2 separate regions of the Homo sapiens genome follow, and region 1 is linked to region 2. A link is a loop called in an ENCODE intact Hi-C map of the cell type or tissue named here. Cell type or tissue: endothelial cell of umbilical vein. All regions are shown on one strand. Each heading gives the region's core, and the rest is flanking DNA. Links, peaks and the distances in the headings are about the cores only.

What was found. Hi-C counts contacts between places; a loop is a spot of excess contacts. Peaks named below come from ENCODE experiments on the same cell type or tissue, not always from the same donor. Only the 100,000 strongest peaks of a DNase experiment are listed, where the experiment ranks them.
Region 1: a loop joins it to region 2, with 6 times the contacts of the local background. A loop is called at or near these places in 1 of 110 quality-filtered maps.

Annotation. Positions count from the first base shown.
Region 1 is chr6:80,952,386-80,963,486 of GRCh38, reverse strand. No RefSeq gene overlaps it. Among named protein-coding and RNA genes, the nearest start is that of TENT5A, 790 kb to the left of the region's middle. In endothelial cell of umbilical vein, for the core only: no CTCF peak of the experiment used is centred there; DNase peaks (open chromatin) are centred at 3,696 and 6,366; H3K27ac peaks cover 1,029 bases.
Region 2 is chr6:80,518,456-80,529,556 of GRCh38, reverse strand. All of the region lies in intron 1 of LOC112267962 (a long non-coding RNA gene), which reads right to left. Among named protein-coding and RNA genes, the nearest start is that of BCKDHB, 420 kb to the right of the region's middle. RefSeq lists a silencer at 5,651-5,945. In endothelial cell of umbilical vein, for the core only: a CTCF peak has its summit at 5,880 (motif pointing left); DNase peaks (open chromatin) are centred at 5,826, 6,776 and 9,236; H3K4me3 peaks cover 193 bases; H3K27ac peaks cover 1,967 bases.

The DNA of each region.
Region 1 (11,101 bases), core at 2,056-10,055, 430 kb before region 2:
AAAGAATAAAGTAAGTTTGTTCCAAATGTCAAAATGCTGTCCCAAACGTTCTTATCTCTAAATATTGTTGTTTTCCTAGCTCACCCTTTTGCTAAAATTTATGAGTATGAACAATGATCTTTTCTGGAGAACTTCATGATAATGCAAATGCTGTTACGTAATTTAAGCAAACAAACAGAATAAGATGGGTTTTCTTCATAGTCAAAGCAATGTAGCGCTTAGGATAATATTAAACAGGAAAAACTAAGAAAGAAAAAATGAAAGAGTTATAAGAACTCGGGCCTGTCCTCCCTTGATGAAATACGTAATAAGCTTGGGCATTGAGAAGTGGAAAATTTTTTAGTATGATAACAGAAAAAATGTATGATAGTATACTAAAAATAATACATTTGGTATTAGTATGGTATTAGTCTAAAGTTTTTTTTTTCTCATTTAACCATCAGAATACTTACAAGAGTTAGGTACAGTGATTATTCCCATTTTATAGTTGAAGCAACTGAGAAACAAAGGTGGTTAATTGACTCAAGGATGTATAGCTAGTAAGTACCAAGGCCAGGATCTTATCCTGTCATTCTGTCCTCAAAGCCTTGCTCTGCATAAGATTTATGAAATTCAATAATCCCCAATAAAGGAAGAGGTAAAGATACAAGTTTTTCATTTATATTCAGATACATAATATGTTTCTTGTTTTCTTAAGACAAAGTGAGAAGAAAAAAGTGACTTTCAGACTTTTAAGTCACAAATGTTACCATATCACCAATTAGACTACAATTTCTTCATGCCACCCTGTGGGCTTAGTGAATTGGACTATGCCTGGAGGTCACCTGTGTAGCAGCTGCAATAACTTCCACTGATAAAGGGACCTTTGGAATTTAAGGCAGTTACAACAGGGTAGGTGTCATCTTTCAGTAAGATGACAAACTTCTTAAAAGGGTTATGTGGGAGGTTAATGACAGGAGTCCTACAGAGCCAGAACCTTCTGTTCAGTATCAGCCAATACAAACCTTTCTCTCAGCTGGCTGGCCTCTCCACTGTCCCCTATAAAGGGTATGAGAATTACTATTCTTGAGCTTTCTCTTTTATTGTTGATTAACTCATTTCTAAAATCTATGGCAATCTTTATTTTATGATAAAATGAGGGCTTTTGTTACCTCAATAAATAAACTCCCTTGATAAAGTGCAAAATAAGAATACCATGCTAAATATAGGTCATAGAATTGTATGCTAAAGTAAGTCACGTTAGAGTAAAAATACGTTCACTGCAAAATAAAATATATGGGAGAAATATGAATTTACTGGAGATATAAGCTTTATGTTTTAATAACTTTATCACACACTGCTTAACTATTCATTGTACATCATTCTTGCTGAAGATTTACAAATAACGCAATCTTTAAAGAAATATCATCACAGTATCTGAGTAATTTATTACAATCTTTAGAAAGTCTTTGCTCCTAAAATAACTGAACTGTAAACACAATTGCTTAATAAGAGAAACATCTTCACTCCAAATAATGAAAAGAGGTGAGAGGTGAGAGTCATTAAAAAAAGGTAAGAAAGAATATTTGAGGAGGTGAAAATAATATTAAAAATGGAAATTAAATGTTTACCTCCCCATCTTACCTCCTGCACACTGTTCTGGAGTCTTTTGCATGTATATATGTCTAAAGGTTATCCAGAGCCTCACTAGATAGTCACCTGAGAGCCTGACCATTCAGTCCCTCCACCTTTAGCATAGCACATAATATCTGAAGCAAAGTTGCTCAGAAAAAAAAAAATACATATATATATATATATAAAATCAAATGAATGATAATATCTGTTTTTCTCAAATATACGACTTGTATTCAGTGGCAAAATATATCAATTTTATCCAAATTGATAGATTATATAGGATCATAGAATTTTAGAACTGAAAATAAGCACATGAAGTTTCTTGATGTCTAAGATAATTTTAGATTGTAGAAGAAAAGTATGATCCGAGAGAATCTGAATCCAGCTCTCAGGTTGTTGGGTTCTTTTTTCTCAATTATTTGTGTTTTTCTGATATTTCAAAATTCAACATTTCCTTTCTTTTCGTACTGGTATGACTCCATTCAGTCTGCTTACCAGATGCCTCTCAGGCTGGCCTGTAATACTACTCAGTGTGGAAGTATTTCCTATTGTACTAATTCAGTGAGTACCAATTGTAGGGAAATTATGGCTCAATGGCAACAGAAATTACAGAGAAAGGTATTCAAATAACAGTAGTTAATTTTCTAGAGCTTCCATTTTTAATTTTTTTAAACTTTTGTCTTAGGTTCGGGGTACCTATGCAGTTTGTTATATAGGCAAATTGCATGTCATGGTGTTTTGGTGTACAGATTATTTCACCACCCAAGTAATATTTATCTTTAGAACACATTCAAAAAGCTCATCTAACTCAAAGATACACTGCTGTTAACTTTAAATATAATGGTTTAATTGAACGGATGTTAGGATGAAGTTCAAGGACCGACAACAAATACATCAACTTTTCCTGTTATTATACCAATAGTTTCATTCTCCTGGATTTCTATAGCATTAAAATTCAATCACACTCAAGACACGTCATTCTGCAAATACATTAATTATCATTTAAAACCTTATGGAGGGTTACTAATCATCACTTCACACCAACTCTGGGACTTGGTACTAAGCACAAAAGAAATACTTAGGCTGTGAAGAAAATATGACTAGAGGTAGTTGAAGTACACCAAAGATAAAATTAACTCAACTGGATTTGAGCTGTTCCTCTTCAAACTCCATAAACTTTTGTACAAATTTATGGAATTTATTTGTATGGCAGTTACATGAGTGTTTTATATTCCTTTTTAGCATGTGTCATCTGTGAGGGTAGGAATGGTGTAAATGTTTCTATTTGTTTCCTTAGTTCCTATTCCAAGCTTTGTATGAAAGAAATGATCATTTTATGTCTGTATATTCAGTTTTGCTTTCAGCCATCATTATACTTGTTAAGAATACTCTTTGGTCATATTTAGGATAAAAAAGGAGCAAGCAATAGTCCATAGAATTGTGCTAATTAATTGCAAAAGCACTAATATTCTAAAAAAAACCAGTCATAATGTATAGCAGCATCCATTTTGTTTCTTATTTCCAGTTATGATTCAAAAGAAAAAGGCAATGAAATCTGGCTTTTTGTGTGCTACAGTTTTCACCCACGAAGCTCCATACTTCACCAGCAACCTCTTACAAACCACTAGTCTCTGGTTTTATTTAATATGTTCAAATCAGATTAAGCAGAACTCAGTCCCATTCCAGCACATCAGGCACAAAATGTCTCTTTGATCTTTCTGCCACTTTTAAGAAACATCTGCATCTTTGTAAAAAGGCCTAGCAGGATGAGCCAAACATTTGAGAATGGACATAGCCACGTGCAGGGAGATAGAAAAAATTATTAGGGGAACTGACTCTTTGTTAGATTCCCAGAGACCAGAAAGAAGGATGACAGTGTCTGGGGCTTATAAACATGAAGTAATTTCTCTGAGTTGGACTTCAGAGGTGACCCATTCTATCAAGCTATTAAACAAGATAAACAGAATGGTAGGACTGGTTTTAAGGTTATCCAAACATTCACTTCACAAATAAGGAAACTTACAACCCCAAAAGTTCATACTTGTACATTGCCCTTTTCTATTTTTTAAGGTAAAGCTTAGATTTTTCTTGGCCAGATTCCCTCTGTTGTGTTTTATTCAGTCTGACAAGGAGAAAAGAATATCCTCTGTGAACACCCAACAAATATCTCTGTGAATGCAGTGGAAAGGCTTAGCTACTGCATCTGTCTCCCTTACAAGACTCTGAGCCCCTGGAGTGCTTAGTAACCTTGTGCACCTTTCACAGCTCCTGCCAAGTGTTTGAACTGAATTGAACTTTTTTGTTGTTCTAGATAAATACTGAAGTGTGCCATGTAAAATAATATTCAAACACTTCTCCTTTTGAGCAGAGCATGGCAAATGACAAGATGATGAATCCAAGATTAGCTCAGACATGCTGGAGAGGAGGTAGGCAGTGAGAACTAGCTTGCAGACCTGGGAAGGGTTAACTGTGACCTCCCATCTCTGCTGCTGATAGAGGTTTACTTTCCCAGGCAGGTGGAAATGGACCACTGAATGAAAGAAAAGCAAAGTGGCAGATAATAGACAGCAGACGTTTTCAATCTTAGCCTTGTCCAGGTTTCTAGCACATGTTGTAGATTGAGTGTTCTGTGAAGCCCAAAAGGCATGAACTGAACAGGAGGTTGAGCCAAAACTCCTCATGGCTTATTGAAAACATTTCCAGGCCCTGGAAATACATCCAAATAGAAATTCCAATCATTTCTGGAAAAGCCAGGCAAACCAATATGTTCTGAGAACCTAGTGGCCTTCCCTTGCCCCTTCTGGCAGAAAGACAAAGTACCCCATTCAGCCAGTCCATATTTAAGAATAAGTCACTTTCAGAATTTAAACAAAAGGAGGCAATGCCATGTAGAATATCACATAGTACTTCAAGTTTTCTATTATACATACCTACATATATATATATATATATATATATACATATTTATATAGTTAATGCAATTCAGACTAGGAAGCAAAAGATCTTGATTCTAACCTATATTCCCCTCCTCATTAGATATTAAAAACTATGTGTAATTAATTTAACCTTTTTGGAATTAGTCTTCCCTTTTCTATAATATCAGGGAAGACAACTAAATGATTTCTGAGGTTCCTTCAAATTTTAATTTATATTATTCCATTTATTTTTATTAAATTTATTGAGTATATTTTATGTAAAATAAACTGCATCTACTTAAAGTGTACTGCATCTATTTGAAGTGTACAATTAAATTAGTTTTGACAGATGTACACACCCATGAAACCACCAATACAATCAAAAGGCAGAATATTTCAATCATCCCCTGAAGATTTTTCACGCCCCTTTGTAGACAATTCTTCCTTTACCTCCAACCCAAACAATCACTGATCAGTATAAAGGAGTTTGTATTTAGGTAAACAAAATTATGCAGTATGTACTATTTTATGTCTGGCTTTAGTCAGTCAGCATAATGATTTTTGAGAATCATCCATGTGGTTATCATGCACCAGTACTTACTTCATTCTTCTTCTTCTTATTTTTTTAATCTATGCATCTGCTGATGGACATTTAGGTTATTTCTAGTTTGGATCTATTATGAATAAATCTTCTATGAAAATGCATGCATAAGTATTTCTGTGGACATAGGTTTTCAATTCTACTGGATAAATATTTAAGAGTAACATGGCTGAGCTATATGTTTTAGCATATAATTAATTTTACATTCTGACTATCGGTGTACAAGAGTTCCTCCACGTCCTCACCAACACTTGGTATTTTTAGCCTTTTTATTTTGAGCCATTCTAATGTGTACATAGCTTTTAATTTGAACCATTCTAATGTGTACAAAGATTTATCTCATTTTTATCTTCATTTCCTTGATGACTATGATGTTAAGTATCTTCTCATGTGCACATAGTCATTCTTTTACCTTCTTTTGTAAAGTATCATTAGTGAAAATAGTTTTATCATTTTTATAGGGTTATTTCTCTTCTTACTGCTGAATTATAAGATGTATTATTATGGATATAAGTCCTTTGGCAGATATACATATTGCAAATATTCATTTGCAGTCTTTAGTATGTTTTTGCTTTCTTAACTATGTTTTTCAAAGAGAAAAATAATTATGATAAAGTCAAACTTAACTTTCTGTGGTCTATGTGCTTTTTATATTCTATTTAGGAAGTCTTTGCCTACCCCAACTTTGCAAATATTTTCTCCTTTGTTTTTTCTAGTTTGCAATTTTACATTTCATTTTGCAATAATATTGAACATATAGAAAAGTTGCCAAAATAGTACGGAGAGTTCCTGAAGACCCTTCACAGAACTTCCTTTAATTTTAACATTTTTTGTGATCAAGTTATAATTATCAAAAGTAAGATGACAAGATTGCTAAAATACTATTAACTAAACTAGAGACTTGTATTTCATTAGTTTTTACACTAATAGAATCCCAAAATCCCACATTGCATTCAGTTGTTAAGTCTCCTTTGTGGAAATAAAGGAAAATCACTCAAATGAGAACAAGTAAAGGTTACAGCTTTTTTCCAGGTGCTCTAAGTTGGAAGTAAGGGAAAAATTAGAGAAGCTGTCAGTTATATGATTCTGGCTTTTTAGGGCTCATTTCTATAGGGGTTATTGTTTGGCTGCCCGGATTGTTAGCTATAAATAATAGTTTGAGTTCCTGAACTGGTTACTGAAGGTAATGAGTTGGCTTCCTGGACTGGTGGCTGCAGATTGTGGGTCAGAGTTCTATTTTTAAACATGGTATGGCCATTGTCTGTATTTTCAGCCTCTTATCTTTGTCTCCTCCAATGAGTAACAGTGCCAGTCTTCTTTATGCTTTATGACATTGGCAATTTTGATGACAACTCCTCAGTTACTCTGTAGAATGTCCTTCATTTGTGTTTATCTAACATTATTTCATGATTAAATTGAAGCTATGAATTTTTGGCAAGAATAATAAATGAGATTTCCTTCTCAGTGCAATATACCAAGGAGTACATGATATCAATATGTCTTATTACTTGTGATGTTAACTATGATCATTTGGTTAAGGAGGTGTTTGTTGGATCTGTCAGTGAAAAGTTGTTATTTTTCTCTACATAGGTAATGACTATCTTGGAGGAGATACTTTGAGACTATGCAAACATCCAGCTTCACTTTTAAATTTTACCCATTTAATTATAGCATCCATCAGTAGATCCTTCCTGCAAAAATTACTAGTGTGGTGTTCTTTCTATTTCCTTCATTCTTTATATATTTATTAATTAGAATTCTTCTGCAAGGAAGAACTGCCCCATCTTTCCATATATGATTATTTATATGCATGTGTATTCATGAATTATTTTTATTTTATGAATTATAAAACAGTGCTATCATTAGTTATATCATTGTTACATTGTTCTAGATTTGGCTATCAGGAGTTCCTTCAGCTTGCTTCCTGTGTTCTTTTAACATGGTTCCATTCTTTTTTGAGCACGTCATTACTTTCTGGCACTAAAACATGGTTTAGGCTCATCTTTTATTCTTCCTGTGCCATCCCTGAAATCAACCACATCTTCTTGCATTTTTTATTGAACAATAATATGGAGAACTCAAGTTTGTGCTAAATATGCTAATCCACTGCTTATAGTTCTTCTCAGTGGACAGAGCTGATGTATACATATATACTTACACATAGATTTATATTTATTACTGTCTCCAGCTGTCTCTATTTTTAAAAAAACAATCAGTTCACACTGATAATTCTGATTCCTACCCCAAGACACAAGGTTCATTCAAGCTTTCACCCTTCCCTTTTTTGTAACTTCTTTCTCTCTTAGTAATACACCTGATTTTCATTATTTACAATATACTTACTTATTTTCACAACTCTAGTTTATACATAATTTTAAAGTTGCTAATCCATATGTGTGAGAAACAAATTTACTATGTAGAGTACAATGTTTATGTGCAAACTTAAACCTTAAAAATGAAGTCCAAATACTGTTACTCAAGTTTCTTAGGTCAGTCTTTTCTTCCATACCCCCTTCACTGTAGTTGTTAATCATTTGTGATACAATCAGGTTCATTTCTAGAGTTTGTATTTGATTTTGAATCTCCCTCACATTCTGATTGATATTTTTAAATTTATATACAGTACAATTTACTATTTGTTGTATACATTTTCAGTGTTAACAAATTGTTTCACTGTCACCACAGTCCTGATTCAAAACAAGTATATTAACTAAAAAGAAGTGTTTTATTTTTTATTTCGTCAGTCTAGTTAGATGTTTATCAATTTTGTTGATCTTGAAATATATATATATATCTCACCCTTGCTAATTTTTTGTATTCTATTTCATCCTTCCTATTTCTTGTTTTTATTGGCTCTTTTCTATCTTCTTATGGATTATCGGAATATTTTTCACATTCAATTTTAATTTTTTTTTACTGTAACACTTATTTTATTTTTAGTAGGTGGTGTGGTATTAAATAATGTCTAATTTTTATGGTTTATAAGTTAAAATTTTACGACTAAATACAGAAACCTTAGAATAGAGTGTGGCTATTTATTACCCAAACCCTTCTTTTTATATATATACTTGTCATATTTATTATGCCACCATGCATTCTATGCCTCACAGAACAGTGTTGTAACTTGTTTTAAATGTTTGTATTTAAAGAAATTAAAATAAAGTGTCCTTTATATACACTGAAACATTTGTCATTTCTAATGCTTTTCATTCATTTAAGATTTATGCTTACCTCTGGTATCACTTCCTTTCAGCTTGAAGACCTTCCTTGAAGTGCATATCTGCTGGTGATTTGTTGTTTGTTGTTTATTTTGTTTTTGTTAACCCCAAATTCCTTTATTTCACCTTCATTCTTGAAGCATATTTTTGTCAGACTACGTTTTTTTCTTGACAGCTTTTTTTTTTCTTTCTGTGCTTTAAAGATTTGATCCATGGTCTTCTGGCCTTCCTTGTGTCGGGTGTAAAAACTACAATCTTTCCAATCATTTTTTTTCCTGACTTTTCCCAACATTCTTTCTTCCACTTTGGTGTTTTAGCAGATTTTTTTTTCACATGTGGAGGCATTTTATTTGTATTTATTCTACTTGTAGTTCATTAGCCTTCTCAAAGTTGTAAACATAAGTGACCATTAAAGTTGATATGTTTGTTTTAACAGTCAAATTGGTTAGACTGACACTGCAAATTCTGTTTCTCCTGCAGGGGTGGTATTTCAGATCTCATTTCAGTCCTTTATCCTTAGTTGCGTATTTTGAATTGCCTCATGTATGCATGGTTCTGGGGCCAAGCAGAGATTTCGGTAGAGTTTTTATAGAGAAATTACCACTCCCCTTCTCTGACTTTCTCTGCTTCAGGACTTCTTTCTCATTTTCTAGGGGTCATGGATGTCCTGGGCTCTGTCTTTTGGTTCTTTGGACAGAAGGACAGTCATTTTTCTCTAAGTATTTTAGCTGTCCTTCACCACCTTGCACTTGTGACTGTGGTTAACCTCAGTATAAGATCATAAAAACAAGAAAATTAATCCATCACAGTCCTTTCTTCTAAATTTCAACTGCCCTCCAATATATGTCTGCTTTTATCTCTTCTCCGGAGCCGGCTAGTAGAATTCTGTGGGTTATTTTCCTCAAAATTTTATAGTTGTTATCTGGTAAAGGTTCAGTCTATTATGTACTAGAGGCAGAAATTCACCAAATTCTATTATGTTATATGACAGTACATATGGTATATTTTTGACTAACAAAATAATTATTTATGCTGCTGATTACTCCCTTTACTCATTTCCTAGAATATTTCTGTTTAAAATTATTTATTCTAATTGCTAATATACTACTTCCTTTTACTCATTTCCCATAATATTAATTATATTTTTAATCAATTATTATTTTAGTTGCCTACATATAGTGTACTCCAGGCTTACCAAATATGTTTTTTGTATAATGTTTACTTTTTTCAAATAATCTCTTGAAAAATAAAGTAGATATTATTTTTAACAACTAAGAAAAAAGGAAATTGGGATCCCAAGGATTAGTGGGATAACATAAGATCACACATCTGGCATGAATTCACATATATATGTGCATATAGAGAACTGTCAAATTTTAGAGCAGGAACAAACAACGAAATGTTGAGGATAATAGAATTCAAGCATTTCCTATAAAACACTGTAGCTAGATCATTGAGGTGACTTTCAAAGATTACATAACTAGTTACTGACTGAGCTGGAATGTCTCAATCTGGATTAGGGATCAAACTAGTAAAAATGTATGTAAATGAGCATAAAAACCAGACATTCTATAGAAGGATGAAATTCTGGCAAAAGTGCCACATTAAAAAAACGGCAATCTAGAGTATTATATATTCTTCATGGATTAAGAGACATTTAAACAGAGACTAAACTTGTCAGAGAAGCTGTAGAATATACTTAGGTATTTGATACACAGTTGAATTAGACAATTGTGTAGGTGCCAGTGGAAACCTTCCACTTTGCCCTGAAGTGGCACGGAAAAAATCAGCTCATAAAAGGTAGATTAATAGGAGAAACGGTATACAAATTTATTAGTGTGCACAGAGGAGAATCACACACAGTGTAATTGCCTCCTATCCCAGTGGGCTAAGATGCTTATATACCCTTCTTCCTGGAGTAAAGGGAGGTGGGGAAGTGTGGACAATATTAGGGTGGTAGTAAATTATTTTTAGGGGAATCATTGGACTCGGAGAACATACAATGGCCTAGGACAAAGTCTATTGGGCTTGAGGAGCAGATAACAGTTTGTGATAAAAGTTTGTCCAGGTGCATTGACAGGCTTCAGTCTTTCTTCCTGTCATATGAGTTTAGTTAATGAAAACTCAGGGAAGGGATCAGAGGTAATTGTTTCCTTCTTTGCTAGGTCCAAACTTTAGGCAAGTAAGGGAACTTCAGAAAATTACTTCATCCTGTACTTTGAGAGAGACAGATAATTGAGAGACAGAGAGGATGGGGAAATGTTAGAGAGATCTTGAGACTTCTTCAGTTCAGTATGTCAAAGCACAGTGATGGTTTGGCTGTGTCCCCCCCACCTCCCCCAATCTTATCTTGAATTGTAGCTCCCATAATCCCCACGTTTCATGAGAGGGACCCAGTGGGAGGTAATTGAATCATGAGGGTGGGTTTTTCCTGTGCTGTTCTTGTGAGTAAGATCTTCTGAGTAAGTCTCACAAGATCTGGTGGTTTTATAAAGGGCATTTCCCCTGCACATGCTCTCTTGCCTGCCACCACGTAAGATATGACTTTGCTCTTCCTTCAACTTCAGCCATGATTGTGAGGCCTCCCCAGCCATGCTGAACTGTGAGTCAATTAAATCTCTTTCCTTTTTAAATTACCCAGTCTTGGGTGTGTCTTTATTAGCAGCCTGAGAACAGAATACTATTTTGCAGTATCTTTTATGAATCCCAACAAGTAAGGTTCCTTCCAAACTCGAATGTTCATGGCTTGACCA
Region 2 (11,101 bases), core at 2,164-10,163:
ACTTTTGTTTAAGGAGCGAAAGTTTACTATCTGAATAGCACAAATTTGCAATAACTACAGAGCATTCAGAGAAGTTGGTACCATTTCTAACCAAATATAATTAGAGGACACACCTGAAGTGATGGTGAAAATATCTTCACTTTTCTTTGAGTAAATTTTAGAGCTGGAAGGCTAGAAAGTACATAAATTAGACATTGCAATGTTCACATTTAGTGAAAACTGAGGCCTCTAAAAGTTAAATGAATTTTCCCAAAGTTGCATTGTTTGTTAGTGTCAAAAATCGAACTATAACCCAATTTTCTTCCTTCTAGCCCAGTACTTATAATTTAAAATATTGGAATAAAATATAGTGAAAGATAATGTGAGCCATTATTAATGACAAAGATTAGTAATTGTTAAATTTACTTCTAATCAAGTTTTCCAAAATCTGTTTCTTGAAATTAAACTTGTAAGTACATATTCTTCTCCAAACCACCCAACTTCTTAGAAAATGTAATATCTGAACACCCATCTTAACTTTTTCTAAACCAAGAAACTTAAGCCTACTAGCTACTGCTTCTATTCTTGTGACCTACTCCATAGATTTTCTTTGGCAGCCCAGTAAAAACCTCACATGTTGAAATAATTTATTTCTGAACCTAATATCCCTCTGCAAATTCTTCCACTTGATTAACTTTTTTCTCTTTATCATTATCTCATAGATATTCTAACAGAATAGGAAAATTGCTGATTTCTCCAATTATGAAAATAAATTAAATGAATGAATTTGAGAGAGAAATGGAGAATTAACTTCTATAAATTTCTTGGATATTATACAAGTTTTAACTAATTTAAAGACAGCTTCTTGGGGTTTTTACTTGTAATCTAGTTACAATCTGTTTAAGAATAGGTGAGGTTCAAAATAGTTGTTTCTCAGCCATTTGGTTAAACTTTTAAAATAAACATCTATAAGCAGTCCCTAAAGCCCTTGGGCGGTGGGTGCTGGCAGAGTTGAGCCTTTGTGGTGTGCTGTAGGTATTTTTTATACCTGAAAAGTTTTCAGGTTAAACATTTGTAAAGGAAACTTTTTTCTGAGTGCAAACAAGGGACAGGGTACAAGGCTGATCTGGTGGTAATTAAGGGAAATTAACCAGGAACACATGTAGTCATCAGTTCTCCCCCTTGTCCCTGACTTTCAGAAGCACTTTTCACCAAGACACTAGTGGGCAGTGCCTTGCACAGAAGTTGCTTGTTTATCTTATCTTCATTGTAGCCACTCTGGAACAAGAACAGAAAGGAAATCCCCTGCAAGCTCTGTCTCCCAATTCTCTGGCTCTCAACATCACTGGTAGGAATGGAATACTAAGAGAGGCATTATTGAAACCAAACTCAGTCATTCTTGGCCCCTGGAGCACCATGGCAAGAATTGGGTACTTAGCACCAAATGACTTAGTTCTGAACAGAATGAATTGGCAGTACTGAAAAGGGAGATGGTTGTTTATAAATATTTCATGGAGTTAATGGAAAAAGTACTAAAGAGAAGCAAACAGTGTCACACAATGCACCTGGTAGACATGATGCACCACCTGAGGCATTTTCCAGTTAGCTTTGCCTTTTTGTACGTTGGGTTCTAGGAATCAAGTAAGTTCTTTTCTTTTCTGATTACTCTCGGTAGATTTGTTTCACTATTTACATTCCTATTACCAAACATGTTTGGCGGTACCTTTTTGTGAGAAACCAAGACCACGCATTTTCTGGATCTGCTAAAAACCTCTCTGACCCAGGGTACATCTGTAGAGATTTTGAAATCTGTATTTACACATAAAGGTACGTACACTGTGTAGAGCAGTAACTAAGCAACTATCATGTAATCTGATCCTGGAAGAGAACAAACAACGACTGTTTACTCTCTCTCATCCCACTTACATTTTTGAAAGCCCAAATAGAAAGTACTTATAAAAACAGCACTGAAACTGAATAGATAGGCTATTGGTGGTAATGACTTACTCACGTGTTGCTCAAACTTAAGAAGACCTTAGAGTGTTTTAAAATGTTTCCTCTACACAAGTGAACTTTAACCTTGATAAGGCTCACAACAATTATTGTATATAATTCAACTGTCCAAATATATGCTTAACTAGTATGTGGATGTGGAGTTTAGTATGAGTGACAAATCTAAAAACGCAGCATGCTATTTCATAGAGTGCATTCAAAAGTAAAGCCAAGGAGAACATTCTTCATGGGAGGCCTGTTCAGACATCAAAGTTCTGGATAATATTGACAAGGCTCATAAATTTGGAGGGGAAACCCAGTGTATTGCCCAAAAACTAAATCAAATATTTGGAAATAATTGAAAATATTTGTACAACTATGATCGAATATCAAAAATTAATCAACAAAAGAAATAAGAAATTTAGCCAGAGTAAGCAAACTAACATGATTTGAAATTCAGACAATCCCATTTGACAAGGAAAATATAGAAAACAGATTTTAATTCAGGTCCAATCTCTGGGACCAACCTCCACTTTTGATTTATACATGGAAAGCTCTTCAACTGGAAAAGAGTAAGGACGGAGCAAAAGGTGAAATAGCAAGAATACTGAGGGAAGAGTCACTCATGGCTCTTCTATACAGTCATAGATAACTTGGTTCCCAGAGAACCTAAAAATGGACAAGTTGTGACCAAAGCTTAGCCCTGATTCATTTCAGCAACTTGCTGACACTTCTTGAAGAATAATTCCAACTGTGTTGCATAGGGTTTGCCAGATGAAAAATGTAAAATGTCTTCCACATTAAGATCACGTGTGCTGTAAAGAAGTCGTTGACTTTACTGAAGCTTTTATTAAGCATATCTGATAGCCCAGAAATAATTTTCAGTTACCAGTCTCTTAAGGACTGTGCTTTTTTCTAAGCTATGATAACTGAAAATGTCCAAGGACATTTGGACTTCTCTGGGAAAAGTTCTAAAGGGGAGAAATACAGGTAATTCAGTGCATTGTTGATGTTCCAGCTACAAGAGTTTCCAGATGAGAATGAAGGTATCTACATAAAAAACACTGGTAATTCTAATTCTAGTGTTCAATTTGAGTGATTTTCCAGGCTCAGTGTCTCATCCCTATAATCCCAGCACTTTGGGAGGCAAAGGATGGCAGATTACTTGAGGTCAGGAGTTCGAGACCTGCCTAGCCAATATGGCAAAATCTCCTCTCTACTAAAAACAACAAAATTAGCCAGGCATGGTGGAACACACCTGTAGTCCCAGCTACTTGGGAGGCTGAGGCAGGAGAATCGCTTGAACCCAGGAGACAGAGGTTTCAGTGAGCCAAGATGGTGCCACTGCACTCCAGCCTGGACAACAGAGTGAGACTCCATCTCAAAAAGAAAAAACAAAACAAGTTTGAGTGATTTCAGAGCAAACAATTAATTACTGAAAAAAATAAAAATGTAATTATCTTCTTTTGTCGTGAAGAGATACTGAAGCCATGAACACATGGGAAAATATCTTTTTCCTGAGGATACGGCCAGCCATGCTCCTTACGTGGGGGCATATTGGAACAATTGTCCCGCAAAAGCCCGTGCTCTGGTTTCCAGAATGTCAGAAGCCATTCTGTGGTAGCTTCAAAAAGAAGCTTTTTGCTTGGAGAAAAGCCTCATGTGCCAGTGAACAGTTTTTAAAGAGATTTCTTCACCTTTCAGTTTTGATGAAAAAATTCATAGTGTTAGAGCTGTGACACCAAGAATTTTCAAACATGCCAACATCCACTATTAGAAAAGCTATCATATCTGCTGCTCCTGCTCCATATCACTCTTCGGCCTCTTTTCTGCTTTACATTTGTATGGCACATTTTTAAATCACTTAACATACTACGTACTTTTTACATATGTTTATCATCACAGCAAAGACTTTGTTTTATTCATGTTGAATAAAACATCTCTAGTGCTTAGATTGTGGAAGAAACATAATTACTCGATATGCTGTGCATATCAAATTCATATTCTCATTCCTATTTTATAAGAAAAAAAAAACCTGAGGCTCAAAGAGATTAAGTAATCTACCCAAGGACATATAGATGTAGATAATGATGTGGCAGATTCACTTGCTTTTTCCAAAGTGTTGACAAATTTAGCTACTTGGAGAAAAAAGCTTTCAGCAAATTAATGCTGTATTTGGAAGAACACATAGTTTAGATATCTCATATTCACTGCATGTATTATATTTGCTGAGCATTTTGTAGCCCATATATATATCTATCTATATATACTATGCTTTTATATATATATTCTATGCATATATATATATTCTACGCATATATATACATATATATATTCTATGTTTTAAAAGAGAGATGCCTCAAAAGGGAAGATTTGCAGGAAAACTCTACAATGATTTTTAGACCTTCATTTTGTGTACACATCATTTTGTGTGCACATATTCTCATTTATATTTTATACAGAAAAAAAACCCTGAGGATCAGAGAGATTAGGTAATCTACCCAAGGACATATAGATGTAGAATAGTAATCACTGGGTGTAAACATAGGTTAAATACCAACAGACTATGATGTGATCACTGTTTGGGGAGGATCACTCGATGATGATTATGACAATGACAATAAGAACAAACACTTGGGCAGTACTGACTATGGACTCCATGCTTTCTAAGCATATACAGTTGTCACTAACTCATCTCATCCGCACAGAAACCCTCGAAGTGTAAACTATTATTATCCCCACTTTACTGATAAGAAAACTAAGGCACAGAAAAGTAACTTGCTCAAAGACATACAGTAACTGTACATAGTTAAGCCAAGATTAAAACTGAGGCAGGCTAGCTTGAAAGTCTGTGCTTTAGCTCTCTACTCTCTTGACTTGAAAATGGCAAAGTGTGTCTTTATTCAGCAAGCCACTTGGCAAGTCTTGATCTTGAAGACAACAGAAGATGTGTGGATTGAATTGAAGCAAATTAGCAGGGTTTATATTTTATTAAACAAATTATGTTAAGCAATACTGATTAATTAAACAGTGTTACCTTAGAGGAAGGTTCCTAGACACATACCACAAGGTCCATTCTGTTCAGTATTTACATCACTTGAATGGATACACAGAAGACAAGCTCACCCAGTTAGCTGATGACAGCAACCTGCAAGGTTCTGCAAAGGTGTAGAATGGCATAGCTTTAAAATAACTGTGTAGCACCCTCACTGGAAGGAGAGTGACAGAGTGTTCAGAGAAGGGCAGCAAGGCTTCTCTTGAATCCTCCACCAGTGTTAATGCTCTTCTTTTCCTCTCTCCTCCTTCAGCCCCACTTCCTTTTCCTGTTTTAAGCTACAGCCTGTATCATGGTCTGTTGCCACTTGCAATGGGTTTGCTGTAATTTAGAATCACTGATGATGGTAACCTTTCTGTTACCCTGCTCCCTACCAAATACTGAATAGTCCTCCTATACCCAGGTGGATAAAAATAAAAACAGCTAAGGCAAAGTATCTTTCTAATTCCCCACCTTCTCATAATACCTTTAAAATCATTCTATCGTAGTTACTTGGTAAACGGCATTCTGCTCCCACGTCATTCACATTAATATTTAATGTTTGATCAATTTAAATGCATAGAGTTGCAAAGTGCACTCACAAATTCTTGGTAGTTTCCATTTGAAAATAGAAGGATGACTCACCAGGCTCTCCTTTTCCTGTAAACAAGCTTAGTGCAAAACACTTGAACCCTGTGTGTTTTTAATGTCCCTAACTTCTGAATGTTCCTGTGTGATAGGGGCGGATTAACGGCTCAAGCCATATAACAGTAGGTTGAGAACAAGCCTTCCAACTGCAAGCGGTGTTGTGTTTCCTGTAGACAGGTGGAAGCCGCCTCGGCTTCGGGCTCAGGGATGCGCCCTCTCCTGGCTCTGGGCCTTCTGCGCCTTTGTTCAAGGGCTTCGGCATCCACAGCTGGAGAGAAAGTGGCAAATACTAAGAGGAAGTAGCTAAAGAATTCCGGAAATTCTGCCATTTCCTTAACAGAGGTCCGCATAAATAGTAGAGCTCCTGCACCCCACCACATCTGCCCTGTCCACCTGACCCTCCTGCGCCATAAAAGAAAACACACCGAAGACCCAATGTGGACCACAGAGAAATTTGTTAGAGCTGTTGTTTCACTGGGTTTGACATTGACTTGAGGGAGCGGGACATCTAAGCTACTTTTAACAAATAACATCATTTATTAATGCCTCTCTGTGCCTGAAGCAACTCATTTGTTATAGTGCCTGGGAACACGGCCGTTGAGCTCATTTTCAAAGAAAAAGGAAGGAGGACACTGGAAAATGTTTCCTCTCAGGCAGACATGCTGATGAAAAGTTGCTTGGTATACGTCCAGATTTCTGTCTCTTGCTGAATTTTTAATCTTGTTTCTCTTGGATGAGCTTCACCGCTCTGGTTTTGACCACTGATACATGTGTAGGGGTTATGCTATTCTGAAACTATAGATTTTGTTTGACAGGGGCAGCACCTGGAAAAACTGGCTAAGGAAATAGTGGTATTTCTCTATTAACTCCCTTAGCACAGTCTCCATTCTTTACAGCTTTCTTGAGAAATTGTGTTAATAATAAAGCACGTTTGCAGTGAGCAATTATAGTTCATAGACTTTTCCTTGCTTTGCTGAAAAGGCATTACCTTCAAATGGATGCCAAATAGCAATGTTCTACATTCAAAGAGGATAAGGGGGTTGTGTGTCTTAGAACTACCTAAATCACTCCTGTAATTTGCAATGAGGAAAAGGGAGTAAATGTCCTCATGTAAAATTCAAAAGAAATACTGGGACAATATCTCCCATAGCAACAGCTGTTTTAGAAGTTCCGGCATGATTAACAAGCGTCTGTTTCATCTTTTTTTCCTTTGTTTAAAATCAGACTGCAGCCTGCTAAATCAGCAGGTCAAAATAGTACAAAGGCTTTCACAAAAGAAAAACGTGACTTCTATGGATTTGTTTTATTTTTCTGTTGAGATCAATTATTTGCCATATTGTTCATCTGCTTTTAATTAATCGTTAGCTAACCATGATTAAGTGAAGAAGCTGATTGTTTTAAAAAATCAAAAAATATTAGTAAAATAAAAATTCTATATCTTCATTAATATTTACATCGATTAACTGACCAGAATACATTTCAATGCAATAATAGCTGCTTGAATTTACTGTCAATACACAATGACATTTGACTTCTGAGTCAGTGGGCACATTCCAAGCTTGATTTCTTCAGACAGCGCACTCTGAAATGGAGTGTTTATTTGAGAGGGCTCTTAGTATCAATACCTGTGGAAAGCAGAGGTAAGGAGCAGAGTTTAACAGTGGCCCTGAAATACCAACAACAGCAACAGCCTCAGCAGACCCCACAGGTTGCTCTGAAGCTAAAAAGCCCTTCAGAGACTGGCTAGGTCTTCCTACTCTACAGTGATCGATGTTTGAATGTGGGCTGCTTCAGACAGGGGATGTGATACCATCCCCAAAGAGGATTGATAGCTGATGACCTTCTTCCAGCAGCACTATCAGCAGCTAAAAGAATAATTCCTGTAATCCAGAAGACAGACTGGGGTGGTATGTCACTAGTCCACCATAGTATATATGTATAAAATCTAACACTCATCTTTTTAATAAAAGTCATAGAAATTAGGGAATATAACACAAAAACTAAACACAATCAATATTATTCAAAAATTATTAAACATTTTGGAGCTGGGAATAAAGCACTTGATCAGAGTTACAGTACCTATTAGTTCCTTAACATATCTGGAAAAAGAAGAAATTTAAACCCATTAAATTCCCATGAAAAATAAATGAAATAACCACTTCTGGGAAGAAAAGAATATTCCAATATAATTATTCAAAACATGAAAATTAAAAGATTTCCTGTGTTAGTTTCTAAAGTAAATTTCCATGCAAAGGTTATTTTAATTATCCAGCATCCACATGTGTTATAAATGTGCTTAACTTGATAAATGTACCTTCTATAAATGTCTTGCATTAGTGCAATGTCAGTTATATTAATTATCATTTTAGAGTCTGCTTTTGATTAAACTGTGTATGCTTAAAATACAATTAGGATACACAAACATAATGTCTCACTTATAAATATTTATAGATGTCATTTTTAGCAATTATTTGTATCTTTATTTGATAGCAATAAAATGTAAGCATTCAAGAACACTGGGAGTTTCTATACAGATTTTTTTCTGTAAATAGCATTTGATAAGGACTAAGCATAATATTTTCATTAACTGTATACTTGAATCATCATCATGTACGTGATATGATTAAGAATGCATTACATAGTATTGTATCGAATAGTCAATTACATGTAATTAATGTATACATTGCATTGCAAGATAAAAGAAGACATGAAGAAAATGTGTGACTCTTTTGTGAGCTCCAGGAGGCCGGGGCAGCGTCTGCATCTGTTTTGCTTACCACTGAATCCTTGGGTCTTAAAGCATATGGCACATAGCGGGCTCTCAGTTTTAAGCATTTGGTGAATAATGAAGGGATTATAAATCTCAGTTTTTAAAAAAGCAAGTTTTCTTCCATTTCCAAAAATGAAGGAATCTGGTTCATGGTTGTTTTCGGGTTTAGATAAAAAGTTAAGAATAAACATTTTAATGGCAAATTTGAATTTACATATTTAGGTTAATACGTTCCTTGCTCTCTGTATTATTTCACAGATTGAAACAGATCCTCCTTTTACTTAAAACAAAAGATTTATTTTCATTGCAAGATATCAAAATGAGACCTAATTCCAATTTTAATATCATATTGCCCAGCAAACATACTAAACAGCAAGTGCTAAATGTTTTGGAGAAAGAGCTATTAAAATTTTGTCAGCAGGATAAATAAATAAATCCTTTTAATAAAAAGGATATTTTAAAGTTTTATATATTTGCTCTACACTTCCAAATTTCTCAAAATGTTCTTAGAACCCAATTGAGTTTCTCCAAGAATAAGTAGGAAAAAAATTAAAGAAAAAATATAGAATGTGTATATAAATGGAATTGCCAAAGCCAGCCATGTTATTACAAAACACCAAGATAAACTCAGAATGAAAATGACCCTAAAAAGTTGCAAATGAGTATGTTTTGCTGATTTGGAAATACCCAAATCCAACCACCCCCATGTCTTAAGTACTATAGTTTACTACACTTTTTTCTAGAAATAGAAACATAGCCACTCTATATTTATGTTCTATTAGTGGCTGAGTTTTGGCAGTCATGCCAAGAGGATTCCAGAAATGAAAAAAAAAGATTTTGTATGAGTCATCTATTATGAGCCTCCATAAATCTACATCATTACCAAAATATGACCAAAATTGCTATGTGAATACCCAAGAATTGGAACAGATGAGAGAAACAGGGTATTATATTAGAATTCAATTAGTTCTAATATGGTAAGAAAGCTACATTCATCTTGGAGTCCATGAAAAATTTTTTGCTGTTTTGGGGGATCTTCTTTTTAATGATATGTTGACTTGAACAGAAGGCTGATACAGGAGAAGATCTATGGCACAGGCTTGTTACCCACTACTGTAACCACAACAGTATGTGATGGCGTGTGCTCCATCCTCCCTGCATTTCAAGGCTTAACTTTAAATGGTCAATACTTACATAGAATACATGAAGACAAGACTGTAAATCATTTGAATCACAGTCCTCAAAAGAATGGCTTTCCCTTATTTTCTAACATATGTTGGACTAATACTCCTCTAGGAGTTCTTTAACCAAATTATAGTCGCACTACAGTTTTGAATACAAATAAATATCTCATTTCCTTGAGTCTATGCCTAAAAGTCACTTAAAAAAAGACATATTTTACACTATTTTAATAATATTTTACTTCTAATTTTATTTGTTTCAAAGATTTCACTGAAGAATCCTTTTAGAAAAAGCTATTCTAGAAATTCAAGTAGTAATATTTCATGTCATTTCCATTAACTAGTTACACATTACATATTTCATCTACTAAAAACCTAATGCCGTTCCCCAAAACACACACATATGCACACACGCCAATCTGGAACCTAACAGGAGGTTAGTAAATGTTACATCAGAAGGTAGTGGCAATTCCTGCTAGTAGCTTATATTAAAACCAATTGATACAGGCCTAAAAGTAGGAAAAAGAGTTATTTCTTTAACTGATCATCTGAAATGTGTCACTCTAAAACAATTTTTTGAGAGACAAGCACTTAAACACAGTTCACTAGCTCAGTTCTAAGACCAGAGCGATGTTCATGAAAATGTGACAGAACCACATATAAAAGGTGATTTTGGAATAGAGTATGATAAGACTAAATGCCTCATTAAGACAAAAAGTCCTGAGCACTTTACCTGTTTGTTAAATTTTGCCATGACCTCCACTTTACAGATGGTAAATCAAAGCTTAGAAGAGTTAGGTAACTTACCCATAAATCCACTGCTTATAAATGGTAGCTTCAATCAAAACTCAGGCCGTTTGACTCCAGTGCTCACATTTTCATACTGTGGCTATACAATGGAGAGAAACACACACACACACACACACACACACACACACACACACGCATGCATTGTCAACCATTTCTATTCTGTGGTATTTTTATTATTCCAGGATTTTAAAAAATAACAGATGAAACTGCCTTTTCATTGGCACATGCAATTTTTTTGACAGAAGATACCACAAATATGTGGAACAGATAAATAAAATATAAAGTACTATATAATTAATATACATGGTAAATAGTATAGACTAAGAACAACATAGAGATAAGAAAATGGGGCAGTGATGTGGACTGAAATAGTTAGAAAAAGATTTTCCAGAGGTAGTAGACTTGAAATGGATTTTGACATTTGAGTGATAATTGGACAGTCGTATTTGAGAATGGATACTATTCTCATCTGAAAGAAAACCACACAATTAGCTGTACAATAAATAAAAGTTAGAGAGGATCACCTTAGTTGTATAAAATGTAAAGAGCCCATAAAGTTACACAGCATCATGATAAGATTATTAATACCAATTACACCTAAAGGTTATCTACTTTGAATAACACTAACGACTAAGTTAAAGAATAGTGTGTTTGAATACTTTGTGATTTATGAATATAAAATTCAAG